Linked DNA regions of Mus musculus: region 1 is linked to region 2. A link is a loop called in an ENCODE intact Hi-C map of the cell type or tissue named here. Cell type or tissue: left cerebral cortex. All regions are shown on one strand. Links, peaks and the distances in the headings refer to the core of each region. The heading gives the core; the rest is flanking DNA.

Region 1 (8,325 bases), core at 24-8,023, 50 kb after region 2:
TCCTCATGGCAGCGTGTAGGGTGGCTGGGTGACGACTCTTTGAAGACCATTGTCATCACAGAGACATTTTTTTCTAGCTTCCTTCTTAACCTATTAAGAACCAGAGGCACAGTTAGTCTTAGGACTCTGCTGGTCCCTAAGTCTTGTCCTGCAGTCTTCCCCAGCCTGACCTGTGTTCCTCCAGGGCTCTGCAGATATTGATATTTGAGATGACATCTCCATATATCAAGAGAAAGTCAGAGCGCACCAAGGCCTTGGCATCGACGTCACGGAGGACGTCTCCTAGTGATCGGTATAGCTCTGATGTGATTATCCGAACAACGTTGGGGGACGTAGGATGGCACCACTTGGATTTCCTGTAGGAAAGTGATGAGAGGAACAGTAAATTAAACAGATGGTCACAGACCTGGCCTTCAACCTCCATCCAGCGTTTATACTCCTCTGTGGCTTTCCTGGGCTCCTGCCAGCGTCCCTGGTTTCAAAGAGTCCTATGAACCATAATGAATGGTTTCAGCGTCTAGTGTCATTAGTTTTATGTGTTTGAGAAATATGGCCATTTCCTTTCTATAACTTGACTCCTGTCTTCAAATATGAGTTTGAATTCAAGAGCTTATGAGATCTAGGGTATAAAAGTATTCTGGGAACATATATTTTTTTTTTCATGTCATCTTTCTTGTTCTGAGTCTCTATCAACTTTAAACACCGTAACATGGAAAACATGTTGGGTATATATTAGTCTTTATTTCCCAAACTCATAAATTCCCAGACTAACTCTTCCAAATTTTAACAAGCATCTCTTAAGAACTTACTGTGGGCTTGAAACTAAGGTGGGCGGAGGACACAGAGGGGAGGAGCTTGTTCCAAATACAGACAGTATTTGGAAATTTGGTGGAAAAATAAAGATGCCCTTCCAATAACATACACTCTGGAGCCATCAAACAAAAAGCAAAACTCACAGGAACAAACTTTGAAAGACTCAGAAATTATCAAAAGATGGCCTAGTTGGCTATCACTGGAAAGAGAGGCCCATTGGACTTGCAAACTTTATATGCCCCAGTACAGGGGAACGCCAGGGCCAAAAAGTGGGAGTGGGTGGGTAGGGAAGTGGGGGGCAGGGTATGGAGGACTTTTGGGATAGCATTGGAAATGTAATTGAGGAAAATACGTAATAAAAAATATATATTAAAAAAAGAAAGAAAGACTCAAAATCACAGGCAAGCCTTTAATTTTGGTCCCTGGGACCTCAAGGCAAAGGAAGCTGCAGCAGTTTACCTCGGGACACGTGACGAGAACACTAAACCTCACAGGAGCTCAGAACAGATTCAGTGTTCTCCTCCTCACATCAACTCTATCCTGGAAGAACTGAAAAAAGACGGAGAATCCTGGAAAGGAAAAATTATGAAGCCTTACTGTAAGTGTTCTTTGATCTGAGCAGCTTTCCAGCAGCAAAAGACAAATGTTTCCTGTACACCCGTGGCAGTCAGGAACTCCAGAGTATAGTCAATTAGCGCAACGTTGGCCAGGGGCAAGAGGACCTATAGGGCAGGAAAGAAAAAGTCTGAGATCTTCAAGTCAGGATTATACTTTGGTATACTTTGGTTTGCAGACACTATAATCGACTTTATCCTTTTATTCTAAAGCAAACAGGCTCTAAGGGTCAGTCTAAGGCTCTGGAATTTGAGCCTAGTAGGCATGGTATCAGACACAAACATGTTCTAGGAGCCCAGTGCTGGCATTAAGGACAAATGTTGGCCCTAAGTCATAGCTCTAGAACTCTAAGCACTAAGGTCTTCTTCATAGAATTTCCTTCTATTGTTCTATTGCCACTAAGAGTCACAGAAATCATTCAAACACTTGTCAAAAATGAACAGTCGTTAGCCTTAGGAATTCTTTTTTTTTTTTTTTTTTTTTTGTGGTTTTTTGAGACAGGGTTTCTCTGTATAGTCCTGGCTGTCCTGGACCTCACTTTGTAGACCAGGCTGGCCTCGAACTCAGAAATCCGCCTGCCTCTGCCTCCCGAGTGCTGGGATTAAAGGCGTGCGCCACCACGCCCGGCTATTAGGAATTCTTAAGTCAAAGGCAAATCCCTATTTGAATGAACTATGGATTGCTGAGCGACCCAGTAGTCTGCAAGCGCAATGCCTATTTCCTATGTCTAGGTAATTCCTAGACTGATGGCAACCCACTGGGGTCCCCTTTCAGCAGATGGGAGGAAAACAGCCTGCTGAGAGCTAGCCTTTTTTCCTTTAGGAATATATTACCATTGCCTTTATCTAAAGCAATTTCTTTAAATTGCCCATGTCCTGCAAGGTTAAAGACAGTGGAGGCCCCTCTTGTGCTACTAAATCCCCCGGGGAAGCCTTCTTTCAAGCATTGATTCTACACACAGCCCTCTCCATCCTTCCCAAGGCTGGGTGTATAGCCCTGCGAGAATCCATGTGTGCTAGTTACTCATCTGATCGGACAGCCTCCGAGGTTTCAGTCGGTCTCTCCACCTTTTCCTAACCAGATAAGCTCAACTTGAGGGTAACTTCCAGAGCACGCTTCACTAACCAGCTGCAGTGGCAACCTGCGGCCCCGCTACCCTCGAGGCCGGCAGACTGCTCGCGAGCCGGGTGCTCACCCGAGGCTGGTCCTTGGAGATGGGGAAGAAGCGGCGGTTGAAGCTATCGGCCACTAGAACTGCCTGGAGGGGCGGCGGCGGCTCCTCCTCCGCACCTTGGGTTCCCCCGCCGCCCGAGCCGCCGCCGCCGCGTTTGCTCGCTCGGCCGGCCGCAGCGCCAGGCACCGCCGCAGTGGCTGCCATCTTGCTTCGCAGCCAGCACGTCCGCCGGGAAGTCACACGGCACGCAGTAGGGGACAAAAAGGACTCACAGTCAAAACGCGAAGGTGTAGTTGCAGGGAGAGAAAGAGGAAGGAATGCGCATGTGTGTACCAGCAGACCCCACCCACCCCGTGCAAGACCAGGGCGTGGCTGACCGCAGTAGGTGCTACTGGGAGGTGTATGCACCCCAGAGGGGTGAGATCCCACCGTTGTCTACTTAGTCAGTGAGTGCTGTTGGATTGGACAAGCTAAGAAGGCAGCGAGCTGGATAGGCTTGTGATCGCTGGGCAGGAGCCTACAGCTCCTCTGCCCAGAGTAGGATAAAATTTGTAGTTCTCAGGGATTGGAGAGATCACTCAACAGTTAAGAGCACTTACTGCTCTTGCAGAGGATCCACGTTCTGCGCCTGGCGCTCACGTGGTAGCAAGCAACTATTCACAATTGCAATTCCAGGGTGTCCGACACACTTTCGACCGGGCACTGGATGCCTGTGGAAAACACTCATCCACATAAATCTAAATATAAAATGAAGCTCCCCACTTGCAGTCTAGTAATCTAAGGGGATCTGGCATCTTTGGGAGGGAAACCACGATCTGCACAAATACTGGACATGGAGGCAGGCTGTAGATTTTTACTGAACACACACCTATTATGGGTGCTCCCTCCCCCCTTGCCAGAAATACGACCTAGAGCGACAGGCATTTCTTAAACCCTCAAATCGGAACCAAGGGAGCACGCCCAACTAGTGAGTGGAAAAACTGCTGCTGGAGCTCATCTGACTCCCATGGTTCTGAAAGAGTAGTAAACTCAGTGCTCCAAGGTATGCTAATCATAAAACAGATAGCGACATTCCTCCACCCACCGGCTTCCTGGGTTCAAAGAGTGTTAATTCAAAGAAAGTCACCCTGACCCACTCTGACCATTGCTGGAACCTGCAATGCAAATGTGCTATCGTTAGGGGCTCTTAGAAACTGTCTTGAGAGTTAACAATTACCAGGTATTCCTTGTGACACCTGTGACTCTGTACTTCCTTGTGACTCTTAACTGGTATTTTTGGTATTTTCCAACAACGCCCTTCCCACCTCCTTGAGTTGTGGTTCCTTCCTTTAAATACCCCCTTATCCAGCTACTCGGGGCGCCACAGTCCTCTACCCCTGCGTGGTGTATGACCGTGGGCCCGAGAGCGCTCTTGAATAAAAATCCTCTTGCAATTTGCAGCAAGACCGTTTCTCGTTGGTGATTTTGGGGTGTCGCCTCTCCTGAGTCAGAACGTGGGGGAGTCCTCACGTTGTGGGTCTTTCAGTTCCACAAGCGTTATCCCAGATGAGGCTGGATCTAAGAGCAGGAGTAAACTGGGTAGGACTGGGGCGTAGTAGCAAGCTTTTCAGGCTAGACTGAAGTGGAGCAGCAGGTTTTGGTAAAAGAAGCCGTGGCCGCAGTTTATAAATCAAGCTTAAGGCGGAGGAAGCAATGGCACGCAGGCTGGGCGTAATTCTGTCAAGCCAAAAATTCCAGTAAGTAATCTGCCCAATCAGCAACAGAACCTCTGCTAATCCCACAGCCCGCAAGTTTCGGCAACTCCCTCTGTTGCTTCCACCCACCTCCCCGCAGATGTTCTCCGGTGGAGTGGTGAGCCTATGTTTCTAGTGTATCGCTACTCGTTAGCTTCCTTGTGGAACCCAGAAACCTGTCATTTCTTCCTTCGCCCAGTTAATGAGGGTGCTATGAGGACAACGTTTGCTTCTGAAAACGTTAGTACAGAGAGGGAAAAGCTTAGTAAAAAATTTCAATTAAATCGAAGTCGGACAGGTCACCTAAGAGCGTATGCTTCCAAAACCGATTGAGACAGGGGGAATCTCAAGTGAGAGCTGTAGCAATGCCTCGTGACAACTGATCAAACAAGTAGGCAAACACGACCAAAATAAAATTAAGTATAAATATACCTTCTGGGGGACTGTTTGCGCTACAGATCTACATGAAGAAGAAAAATGTGCACTTGTGGGAACTTCTCATGCACACAGACTCTTGCTCAAACACGGGATCCCGGAAATGCTGAATGTGGAGTTCAGTGGCTTGAGAAATTGGGTAACACTGCCCTCTACAGATCAGTGTGATGTAGTGAGCCTTCACCAATTCCCAGAGTCTATGTCATAGACTTTATGACAAATGAAGTCTTCTTTTCTTTTTGCCATAAGGTCTCACTACATGTCCCTGCCTGCCCTGGTACTGCTCACTGTATATACCAGGCTGGCCTCCAACTTGTAGAGACCCACCCGACTCTGCCTCTCGAGTGCTGGGACTAAAGACGTGGATCATCATGCCCAGCCTATGAAGTCATTTTTTTACGTGGAGGTTTTCTGGACTGTGGGGTAGGAAACATCTGTAATGTATATGGAGGTCAGAGGCCCTGTAGTAAAGGAGTCTTTTTTCCTATTCTGAGATTCAGACTCAAAGACAAGTTGAGTTTCTTGAAGAGATTAGAACACAAGGTTTCTGAGACAGCATTGCCCAGAGAAAGAAATGATGATCCTGTGAGCCAGCCCAAGGTCTCCAGCCCACAGCGGTCAGAAGTTACTGGTATAGTGTGAAGTTGTTCCTGGCTAGCTGATTACCCAACTGCCCCAAGGAAGGTGTGTTCTTCGAAGGAAAGGAAAGGATGTAGACTGCCCTTGCTTGTTCAGTACTGTCCCAGTTTTATCTTTGAACATCCTGAGTCCTGGACTGAGGAAATCCTGAGTCCTTGGTACACTGAAGTGTTTTGGTCTCCATATAGGTGGCCACTAGGCATCAGTAATTTGGTCTGGGAACTCCTTCCTACACACATAATTAGTAGAAATGACCAGCCCTTCCCAATGCCTGCACAATATGTAGGTCACAGGAAAGCAACACAGTGATGCTTACTGGGAAATGTTGGTGACAGAAAAAAAAAAAAAACCCTTAATATAGCCAGAGATTGTCCTAAGTAAAGCCACCGTGGAAGCCAGCAGGTAACAATGAGGCTACACTAACAACACAGATCTGAGAAGTAAAAGGTTCTTTAGGTCAAGAGGACAGAATCTCTATCCTGGATGGAGGCCTCACATTCCAGGTCAGGAACTTGGCAAGGAACCACCCCTAGGAAGTCTGGGCTCTCTTTAAGCCGCACTAAAGAGTAAAATAATTTCCCCTTGATGAGATGCTGTGTTTTTTCTTCCTCTGATTCTTTTTTTTTTTTTTTTTTTTTTTTTTTTTTTTTTTTGGTTTTTCAAGACAGGGTTTCTCTGTGTAGCCCTGGCTGTCTTGGAACTCACTCTGTAGACCAGGGAGGGTGGCCTCAAACTCAGAAATCCGCCTGCCTCTGCCTCCCGAGTGCTGGGATTAAAGGCGTGCGCCACCACGCTCAGCTTCTTCCCCCGATTCTTAGCTCCAGTTCAGTCCATACAAGTAAACAGCCATGAAGTTCATTGGGTCTGAGTTAGGACTCAGGAAGGTCCTTTTTACTTTCTTTTTCAGATACTGGTCAAAAACAACTAAGGATACTTTCTTTGGTACTCTGGGCTGCTGCTGTTTCTGCCTCCCTCACACCCACCCATTTGGCTGTCTGTTCACCATGGCTCTGACTTGCATGCAGGCTCTAATGTTTTTTCTCCTCACCCCCACCTCCCACCAGCAAGCAGCTAATGGGTTTACAGCCTGCCTGCCCTGGGGTTTTTCTTTTAAACTCTAATTAAATTGTCCTTGAGCTTCTGTTTGAGTCCATTCTTGCTGGTAAAAGTGCCAACAAGACCTAATGACCTGAAATTAGTCCCTGGACCAAGATGGAGGAAGGAGAGAACTGACTAATGATGCCTACAGCTGGGCAAAAGAGGGGTAGACAAGAGTTTTGGTGCAGGGCTTGGAGTCTGAAGCAGGACCATGAGGGAGAAGCAGAGGAAGGTGGAGAGAGAAGATACCATGGGACGGTTGATAGGTTATTTCTCTGCCAGTGAAATGAGCCAATTCAAGCCAGATTAGATTATATTAAAGGCAGGTTTATTGGGAAGCTGCTCTTGGGTGAGTTCACTGGCCCCTAGGATTGAGGCCTGGGGAATTGCCATGGGTGGGGGGGGGCGGGGGGGGGGAGAAGATAGAAAGGGTTTACTCGAAGAAAAAGAAAAGAAGAGAGAGCAGGAGACTAAACGTCTGAATTATATAGGAAAAAGTTTCTGGGGGAAGGGCAGTCCAGAGCCGGGGCTGGAAAGTTCAGGGTTGGGGGCAGGGCAGGCCAGGAGGGGACTGAGGGATGCTGGGAGGACCTAGAGGCCAGGTCTGCATGATATGTAAAATATGCACCTCAGGCCCTTGCCCCAGGGTTCAAAAACAAACATAGGTGAATCATGAAAACATGGCCATGAGGCCATCTTGGTTTATATAGTGAGTTCCAGGCCAGTCAGAGTTATGTAGGTTAGAGAAAGGAACTGAGGTAACCACCATTGTGTAGAAAACCTATTCCATGAAACTGTAGCAGAAAAGTGTAGAGAAATATCTAGGCATTCAAACACAAGAAACATTAGAACCCTGTTGTGGAACTGCTCCGTGACCTGTTGCCTCCATGACTAGCACCAAGCAGAGACCGCCCATCTTGAGGTTCTCTTGATGCAGATTCCGCTCACATTCCCAGCCATCCACCCCCTGTGGTCAGCGGTCCCAAATCCCAGTAACTCAGTAAAATCAAAACTCTAGAGGCTTGTAATTTATACATCAGATTTATATCAGTAAATTCTCACCCCACAAAGTGCCCACACAATGAACTATGAGCCAATTGATATTGATATAAACTGCCCACCTAGATGGGACAAATTGTCCTGTAATTATCCATCCCTTGTGAGATATTCATAGCTACCTGTGGCTATTTAAAGCCACACAGAATATGGATCGTCCTTCTCTTCCTCCATCTCCTTCCCTTCTCCTCCTCATCCTCTTAACTCTTAGCTCCGCCTCCTTTTCCCCTGTCCAATCATAGGCTTCTTGTTTTATTAATATTTAAATTAATTGGGGGAAAATTCTGCTACAGAACCCCAACCAGAGGACACAACACACCATACTCAAGTCAGGAACACAAAGCTAAGAAACAATACAAGGGGCTGGGCAGTGGTGGCGCCCTTTAATCCCAGCACTTGGGAGACAGAGGCAGGTGGATTTCTGAGTTCAAGGCCAGTCAGGGCTACAAAGAGAAACCCTGCCTCGAAAAACCAAAAAAAAAAAAAAAACTTACAAGGGAAGATGCCAACTCAAAAAAGCAGAAGTATTAGAGTAAAGTCATTTGTCAGAACCCTCAAAGCCAGGACAGCATGGAATACTTTATTTCTAGCCCCCAAAGCAGCTAAATGCCAACCAAGAGTGGTATATCAAAGCTACCTTCCAAATTTTACAGAGAGATAAGGATATTTCAAGACAAGTACAGACTAAGGCCCATTGGTCAGCTTTATAGAAGATATTTAAAGAGCACTATAGTCATAGGACTAAGAAAGGCAGTCTCAAGG
Region 2 (8,325 bases), core at 176-8,175:
AGCTCTGAAGTCAGTGTAGCTCCTTCAAACTTACCGTCTAACAGCAGAAGGTCTGGCCTATGAAAAAAGAATACAGGGTGTGAGCTTCTATGGCCAGAGACTCACTATGGCATCCCATCACATTCTAGCTACAGGTGCTCAGGCTTGGGGACTCACCTGGCAAAGAGAGCTCGGGCTAAGGCCAATCTCATCCTCCAGCCACCTGAGAACTCCCTGATGACAACAGACTCACATTAGCGCTTTGTGTTCATCATGGCAAGCAGGCAGGTGCAGCGCCAGCAGTGTGGAAAGGCAAGAACAGCAGGGTTCACTCACCTGGTAGGCTGCTGCTGCATTTTAGGAGTAAAACCAAGGCCCGCAAGAATGACTGATGCTCTGGGAAGGAGAATTGGAAGAATCCAGTTGGAACAGATCAAATGAGGGGGCAGCTAACTACGCAGGAGACCAAGTGGGGCTTTACCTACCTGGCAGGTGCCTTATCTGCCTCAATCTCCTCCAGCTTCCCATAGATTTCTGCCAGCTGTGCAGCTTCTGAACCTTCTGCCCTGGGAAGGAAAAGACCCAACCAGCTTATGTAAAGGCAGCGCAAGCGGGCGTCCTGCATTCTCTAGGTTGGAAAGCAGGGACAGTTAGAGTTTTATAGTTCTATAGGCCAAATTCCAAGTTCTGCGGCTCACGAGGGAGGCCACGTGAATTACGGAGACACTATCTAAGGGACAGTGTCTTAGTCAGGGTTTCTGTTGTGGTGGTGAGACACCCTGACCAAAAGCAGCTTGGGCAGGAGAGGATTCGTTGCATCCTATAACTCTCAGGTCACACTCCATCCCTGGGGAAAGTCAAGGCAGGAGCTGAAGCAGAGCCACAGAGGAACACCACTTACTGACTCGCTCAGCCTGCTCGCTTACTGAACCCGGGACCAGCAGCCTGGATGGCACTATGCCCACAATGAGCTGGGTCCTCCTACATCGACCACCAAATAAGAAAATGCAATACAAGCCGGGTGTGATGGCGCACGCCTTTAACCCCAGCACTCGGGAGGCAGAGGCAGGCGGACTTCTGAGTTCAAGGCCAGCCTGGTCTACAGAGTGAGTTCCAGGACAGCCAGGGCTATACAGAGAAACCCTGTCTCAAAAAAACCAAAAAAAAAAAAAAAAAAAAAAAAAAAAAAAAAAAAAAAAGAAAATGCAATACAGGCTTGCCACAGACCAATCTATGGAGGCACTGTCTCAATTAAAGTTTCTCTTCTCAAATAACTCTAGCTTGTGTCAAGTTCACACAAGCCAGCCAGGACAGAGAGCTGCTGCTTATACCCTCAAGCCTAAAGCCTTCACCTGCCAGCGGCAATCCTGAGGCTGAGCTCCCGTTCCTGCCGTAGCAGGTCCTCTCGTACGGTGTCACTTTCCAGCACACTCTGCAAGGCAGGAGTGTCATCTCCAGCAACTTCCTGCTCTACATGCAGTAGGGAAATATGGGCTGGGACACGCAAGCTCCGGGTAGCCAGCATCTTTAGCAATGTCGTCTTCCCCAGACCATTGCGTCCCACCAGGCCGTAGCGTCGGCCCCATGCCAAGTTTACATCTGCTCCAGCCAGCAGTACCCTGAAGGGGTGGTAAGAAAGAGAGATGAAGAATCATCTAGAAACACAGCTCCTTCTCCTTTAATTAGAAAGATCCTGCCACTGGCCATTCCCTCACCTGTCACCAAAAGAGACATCAAAGTTCTCAATTCGCACATCATAGGACTTGTTCTTGCCAGATGATTCCAATCGACTCTCTTTTCTGCTGCCTGCCTGGCTAGCTGACGCCTCCTCCAAGACTCTTTTTAAAAGAGAAACAGACAGCTTTTAGGGCTCCCGAAAGTCCTTCAATACCAGAATCTGCCCTGCTTCCTGCTTAGAGCCCTTCTTCCCAAACTCACAGAGGGTTGCTGGTCTTCAGTGTTTCCTTCTCTGAACGCTTCTCCTGCTTTGCCTTCAGTCGAGCTTCAGCCTTCTCTAGTTTCTTCGCATTTACTGTCTGAGTGAATTCCAAACACAACCAGTTCATACTAGGGTACAGGTTCAAAAAGGAACTCCAGAGATTACTGCAAACAAACCCTTAAACTTACCCATGACGCTACATAAGCAAACACGCAGGGAAAGACACACCAGAAATCTCGCCCAAAGATACACCCACTATTCAGTAGACGGTCAACTCTCACACCCACCACAGCCCCTTCCCACTTCTCACCGAGGACTGTTCCCTCTTTAGCAGTCCTGGAAGTTTGGTGTCACAGTCTGTAAGTGATAAGAAAAGCAGTCACCTTCTCCATGAGAGAAGGGAAATGAAGACTTTGAATGACTAACAAGAACCAAGGATAGTTTTAAAGATAGCATTATAACACTGAAATGGACAGTTATTAGCCTTGAAGTAAAGGGCAAAACGATCTCACACTTAAGAAGAGCCCAATGTACTCTTTTAAGACCACGCTGTTGGTTAAGGTACGAAACTGGCAAAACCAGCTTCAAGGTCTGTATGCCTCCTACTACAGACAATAGCTTGGAGAGCCCTCCAGGCCCCGTTCTCCATCACAAGCTTTTATGGTCACAAAAATACCGCTAGCTCCTACAAGCCTTGTTGTTGAGATGGAGAGACCTGAGCTGCAGCGAGGTGGTGGCTGGGGGTGGAGGCAGAAGGCAGCTAGTTCAATCTCCCCTCACTCTCACCATAGTTTTCCATTATCTTCGACAACTGGATGGGGGCGTCCAGTAGCACCTGGCTGTTTCCCTGGTTCTGCGGTTCAGCCCTATGTAGGTAGAGAGAAAGCACTCACTTGGGAGAAAAGATTTACAGCCTTCAGACCTTCCCCCTCGTTTGTTCTCCATTCTCCTCTCTTTGCCCATCAACTTCATTCCCTTGGCACCTACAGGCGTAGAGTGTTGTACATGCGCTGACAGACAGCCCTAATGCCAGCGTCATCCTTGCTGTCCCCGGACACTTCTTGCAATAGTTCCCCGACAGCTTCCACCAGGTCATCCACAGACTCGAAATCCGCGCTGCCACTGTGCAAGACACCTGAGCCGGGTACCGCAGAACAAGACAGACAACGGGTAGGGCGGATATAGGAGCAGTTTCAGTGTCTGTACAGCTCACTCGGGGCACCAGACCCCACTGGCCCTCAAGATAAGAGGTCACGCAGAGAGACCAGATAGCGGTCTGCTGCACTGTCCGCCCTCAGTCTTTCCCCACAACCTCCACTTCGGCCTCCCCAGGCAGTTAATTCAGTTTCGCTCACCGGTCACGTAGTCGAAGACCTGCCCGTCAATTTCAGGGAACTCGCTTCGCAGGATATCAGCGCAAGTCGCCATGTTCACTCGGGATCCAATCTGCGCAGTCGTGGTGAGACTTGGGCCTAGGACCGCCTCCCTGCCCTTCCTCCCCACCCCGAAATCGCACCCCTCATCCCAAGGAGCATGCGCAGGGTTGACGTAAGAAAGCAGAGTCTGCGTGAGTCCAGGGGGCGGGTCTAGTAGAACGGGACGCAAGCGCCGCGGAGTCCAGCAGGCGTGGCAGCTTCCGCGCCTGCGCGGTTCCAGTTTCCCGTCTACGTCTACCACCTGTGCGGGTTTTCGCTGCCTTCTGGAAAGTGGAGGTTGTATCGAGGGGCGTGGCAGGATCGCCCGAGGCTTATCGTAGTGGGGAGCACGGGAGGTGTTGCGAGGGGAGAAATGCCTAGACACGGGCTAACGTGGGAGGGGGTCGCTTTACAGCTTGGATACCTTCCCCGCAGGCGCATGCTGCTGCTCGCCCACCTTTGGCGTTTTGCTGACTCACGCCAACTCTCGGTCCAGAGTGGATCAGTTTCAATTAGTCCTGCTAGTTGAATCAGCTGGGTGAGGAGCACACTTCTGCTTGCCTCTTTGCTCTGTCCTCAGTTCCTTCACACTTCATAGGTGTTCAACTGGGTCATTGAGAATGAAGTTCTGCCACCCCAAGGCACATCACCCACTGCCAGAAAACCTGAACAAGCCCTTTTATAAGTTCATTGTTTATCCTGGGTCTACAGACAAAGCAGATCTCAAGTGTCTGTAAAAGATACACCTCACACACACACTCAATTTGCAAAATTAGACAACTTTATTCCAATGCGCTCAAATTACACCCGTTTATATTTCCGAGACAATCTCTCTAGAGAGCCTAAGCTAACTTAAGAACTGAACCTCCTGCCTGTCGCCAAAGTGCTGGAATTAAAGGCATGTGACAACACTCGACTGCCCATTCATCCAGCTTAAGCATTATTGCAATGGGGAGCTGCCAGTCTTGGTGTTAAAGTTTAAAAAAGCTATCAGCATGCCTGAGGTTATAGATTAGTTGGTAAAATGCTTGTCTACCCTGAGGCTTTGTGTTTGATCCCCGGTACCTCATAAAACTGGGTGCGGTGCATGCCAATAACTCCAACATTCAGGAGGCAGGGATAGAATGATCAAGAATTCAAGGTTGCTGGACTTAGATGGAACCAGCCTTTAATCCCGGCACTCAGGAGGCAGAAAAAGGCAGATCTCTGAGTTCAAGGCCACCCTGATCTACAGAATTCCAGGACAACTAGGGTTAAAGAGAAAAACCTAAGGAGAAAAAAAAAAAAAAATCAAGGTCACCCCACTGCTACAAAATGAGTTCCAGGCCATTCTGGGGCCATTTGAAACCTTGTTTCAATTCTCTGGTCTCAGTAAGCTACTGAGTACTCAATTCTCTGGTCTCAGTAAGCTACTGAGTACACCCATATGTGTATAATACATTTAGGAGACTAGGGCAGGCAATTTGGGAGTTCGAGGCCATTCTGGACTGTACTAACTTCCGCATAAACAAAACAGCAATTGAACCTCTAGATCTAATAACCAGTTTACAGTAAATTCAGGCCAGGGGCTGGAGAAAGGACTCTGAGAAGTGCTTGTTCTGTTCTCAGCATTAAGACCTGAGTTTGATCCCTTGTACCCAAGTAAAGTCAGATGTATCTGTAAGTCACTGTGGTCTATTTTCTGTATAAAATGTACTTAGGCGCTTCCAGTTTACTTTAGAGTTGAGACATTAGTAGCTATGCAACTGAGCCAATGTATCAGGAAATCAGAGAGGGTTCTCCAGCCCCAGGAGGATACAGGGTTTGGGGTGGAGACAATGGTAGAAAAACAACGGGAAAGACTGAAACTCTCTGGAATATCAGGGGAAAAAAGGGCAGGATTTTTTTTTTTTTTAAATATAGATCAGAGACTCTAAAAACATTGGTTGTGCCAAATCATAGGGCCAGCCAGGCCTTTCTGCCTGTTTCCCAGGCTGCTTTATGTTAGTTATTCTGTCTCCAGTCCTGAGACGTGAGGCACATCTTTACTCCCACACCCTAAACCCCAGTGCTGGTAGGCAAGGTAAGATCACCAGGACTTAGGAGCTGGTCCGCTGAGCAAAATCATTTTTCCAGGGCCAGTGAGATACTGTCTTGAAACTAGAGGCAGTTGAAGAATACACTCAACACGAACATCTGACCTCTATCTGTACACACACACACACACACACACACACACACACACACCATTGAAACCTAGAGGCTGGAGACAGATGGTTCAGCAGTTAAGAACACTTGCTGCTCTTTCAAGGGATTGGTGTGTGGTTCTCAGCATTCAAATGACTGCTCACAACTCTCTGCAACTCCACTTCCAGGGGAACCCGATGCCCCTGTGGCATTGGGGAGTTCTCTGCATACATGTGATGCAGGTAAATCCCTCAGGCATTAAATGAAGATAAAATTAACCAAACACGGTTCTTCTGGCAGGCCATACGGCAGGCATCAAGATGGCACACGCTGCTAAGGCTGTTTCCTACACTTTTACAAAGTTCTTTTGTAGTTCAGGTTCCCCTCCAGACTCTTGCTCTGAGGCCATCCTGAAGAAGATGCTCTGTCCTCACTTTCCGGTTCCCCTTATGAAAATGAACCTTGGAAATACCTGGATTCACAATACCAGAACAGCTATGGCTCTCGCCCTGCTTGGGCTGACTACTGCTGCAACCACAAACGCTTGCCGCCAGTGCTGCTGGGAATCCTTGCCCCATCTGCCGGCATCACAAGTTTCACGTTGACTTTAGGATGTGAAGCTCTTGAAGAGTTTGTGCCCACACTGGTATCATCTTCCATGCCTCATACACAGGGGGTCTGTATGAAGCGGCACAAGACGCTGACCCAGGCCATCCAGAAAGCCAGGGAGTGTGGTCTTCTCAGTTGCTACCTTCTCCAGGTTGAGACCCGAGATGCTGACTTTCCTACTATACATCGAACTGTCAGTGTGACTCCATCAGCCACCACCCCACCCCACCCCCACACTGCTGTCAGGTGAACCTTGGTACCCGTGGTACAGCTGGCAACAGCCACGGAGAGAGAACTGACTCTATCAAGGAAATCTCCTAGAAGAAAGTGCCCCCCCCCCCACCTGAGTCAATGCCTGAGATGCTCAAGACACCACCAGCAGAAGCCTCCACCGAGGAGACCGACCTGGGAAGTCAGACTAAGGGAGTGCAGTCTAGGGCTATGTGGTGTCATGTGTTCTGCAAAGGGTTGTTTTGTGACAGTGGCAGACCCTAAAGGGAATTGACTGGTATGAAGAGGCCAAGCACATTTGAAGTTGAAGAGGGACTAGATGTATATGGGTAACTTTGGAGAGGGCTTACATATGAACTGGAGACTCTTGTGTGTGTGCTAGATCGTGTATCCCTATTTTAAACTCTCTGGCTCAGCTTTTATACAATAACGCTGTGCCTCCTCAAAAGGAAAATAAAACACCAAACCAAGCCAGTCCCCCCTCACCACCCCCCAAAAAAAAGCACAATTAGGGGCTGGAGAAATAGCTCAGTGGTTACGAGCATGCACTTTTCTTACAGAGAACCAAGTCTAGTTCTTAGCACCTACATCAGGTAACTATGAGTTGCCTATAATCCCAGATGCAGGGGATCTGACATCATGGCTGGATCCCGATGCAATCACATTGAGTCCTTTGCGTTAACACATACTAGCGTTGGCCATGAATTGACTGATGTTGAAGCTGGTGACAGGACATGGGGATTAGCTATATTCTTTTTTTTTTTTTTTAAGATTTATTTGTTTTATGTATATGAGTACACCATAGCTGTCTTCAGACACTCCAGAAGAGGGCGTCAGATCACATTGCAGATGGTTGTGAGCCACCATGTGGGTGCTGGGAATTGAACTCAGGACCTCTGGAAGAGCAGTCAGTGCTCTTAACCACTGAGCCATCTCTCCAGCCTCGATTAGCTATATTCTTATGCTTTAAATTTACTCTAGTTTTTGTTTGTTTGTTTAAAAAAGCTGAAACCTCATAAGGTCCAACTGGTGAGGGCAACCCTATTCTTTATTTATTCTAACATACAAGATCTTTGGGACAATCAATCCCCTTAGGAACTCTGGAAGAATGGAGGTTTTTGCCAGGGTTTGATAAGATGCATGGGGAAAATATCTTTCCTGCAAGAACTAATACAAGATCTTGGAGAGATGGCTCAGCAGTTAAAGAGCACTGACTGTTCTTCCAGAGGTCCTGAGTTCATTTTCCAGCAGCCACATAGTGGCTCACAACCACCTCTAAAGGGATCTGATGCCCTCTTTTGGTGTGTCTGAAAACAGCTACAGTGTACTGATATAAATCCTTAAAAAAACAAAACAAAACAAAACTAATACAAATCTTGCCTCTTTGTACTAACTGGGAAACCTGCACACTTACAACACTGCACTTGAGAGATGGAGGCGGGAGGACCCTGAGTCCAGCCACCTCAGCTCACACAATGAAACCCATCTCAAAGCACATATCTGCAGTATCAGCACTTGAGAAGCAGAGGCACAGGGATCACCTAAAATTTACGGGCAGTCTGGTCTACATAGTGATTTCTAGGTCAGCCAGAGCTACAAGCAGCAAGACCCAAACAAAACAAAGTCTGGCATGGTGGTGTACACTTTAATCTCAGCACTCAGGAAGTAGATCTCCTGAGCCTACACACAGGTTCCAGGACAGCCAGAACTGCATGGAGTAATAATAGTCCCGTCAGACCCTCTGCGGGCCCCATTAACATTTAGCCAGCAACTCCACTCTATTGTTTATTGGGTTTGTAACTGGACAAAGTCACACGTGTACAAAACGAAGCTCATACTATCCCAAAGCAGAGTGGGGACTAAAGACTGGGGATCTGTTACTGGCCTTTGGGGAAGCTCTGAGGTGAGGGGTAGTCAACCTTCCCACTGCAGAGGTGTGGCCACAGGGGTAGAGAGAAGAGGAGAGCACCTGGCTTTGGTCACAAA

What was found. Peaks named below come from ENCODE experiments on the same cell type or tissue, not always from the same donor. Only the 100,000 strongest peaks of a DNase experiment are listed, where the experiment ranks them.
Region 1: it touches region 2 in a loop (5-fold over the local background); 14 of 42 quality-filtered maps call a loop at or near these places.

What each region holds. Positions count from the first base shown.
Region 1 is chr16:20,493,395-20,501,719 of GRCm38, reverse strand. Eif2b5 (eukaryotic translation initiation factor 2B, subunit 5 epsilon) reads right to left here and starts at 2,903. Exons shown (of 16, transcript NM_172265.2): 1 at 2,624-2,903; 2 at 1,411-1,535; 3 at 171-356; 4 at 1-90. The coding sequence starts at 2,806. In left cerebral cortex, for the core only: a CTCF peak has its summit at 4,926 (motif pointing left); DNase peaks (open chromatin) are centred at 2,904, 3,600, 4,352, 4,894 and 1 more place; H3K4me3 peaks cover 2,401 bases; H3K27ac peaks cover 1,569 bases.
Region 2 is chr16:20,543,694-20,552,018 of GRCm38, reverse strand. Ap2m1 (adaptor-related protein complex 2, mu 1 subunit) reads right to left here. Exons shown (of 12, transcript NM_009679.3): 12 at 7,110-8,325. It overlaps Abcf3 (ATP-binding cassette, sub-family F (GCN20), member 3), which reads right to left and starts at 3,416. Exons shown (of 21, transcript NM_013852.2): 1 at 3,274-3,416; 2 at 2,906-3,053; 3 at 2,705-2,784; 4 at 2,229-2,275; 5 at 1,918-2,015; 6 at 1,695-1,817; 7 at 1,332-1,598; 8 at 465-545; 9 at 316-375; 10 at 157-213; 11 at 35-57. The coding sequence starts at 3,346. It also overlaps the pseudogene Gm15760. In left cerebral cortex, for the core only: no CTCF peak of the experiment used is centred there; a DNase peak (open chromatin) is centred at 3,488; H3K4me3 peaks cover 1,988 bases; H3K27ac peaks cover 1,142 bases.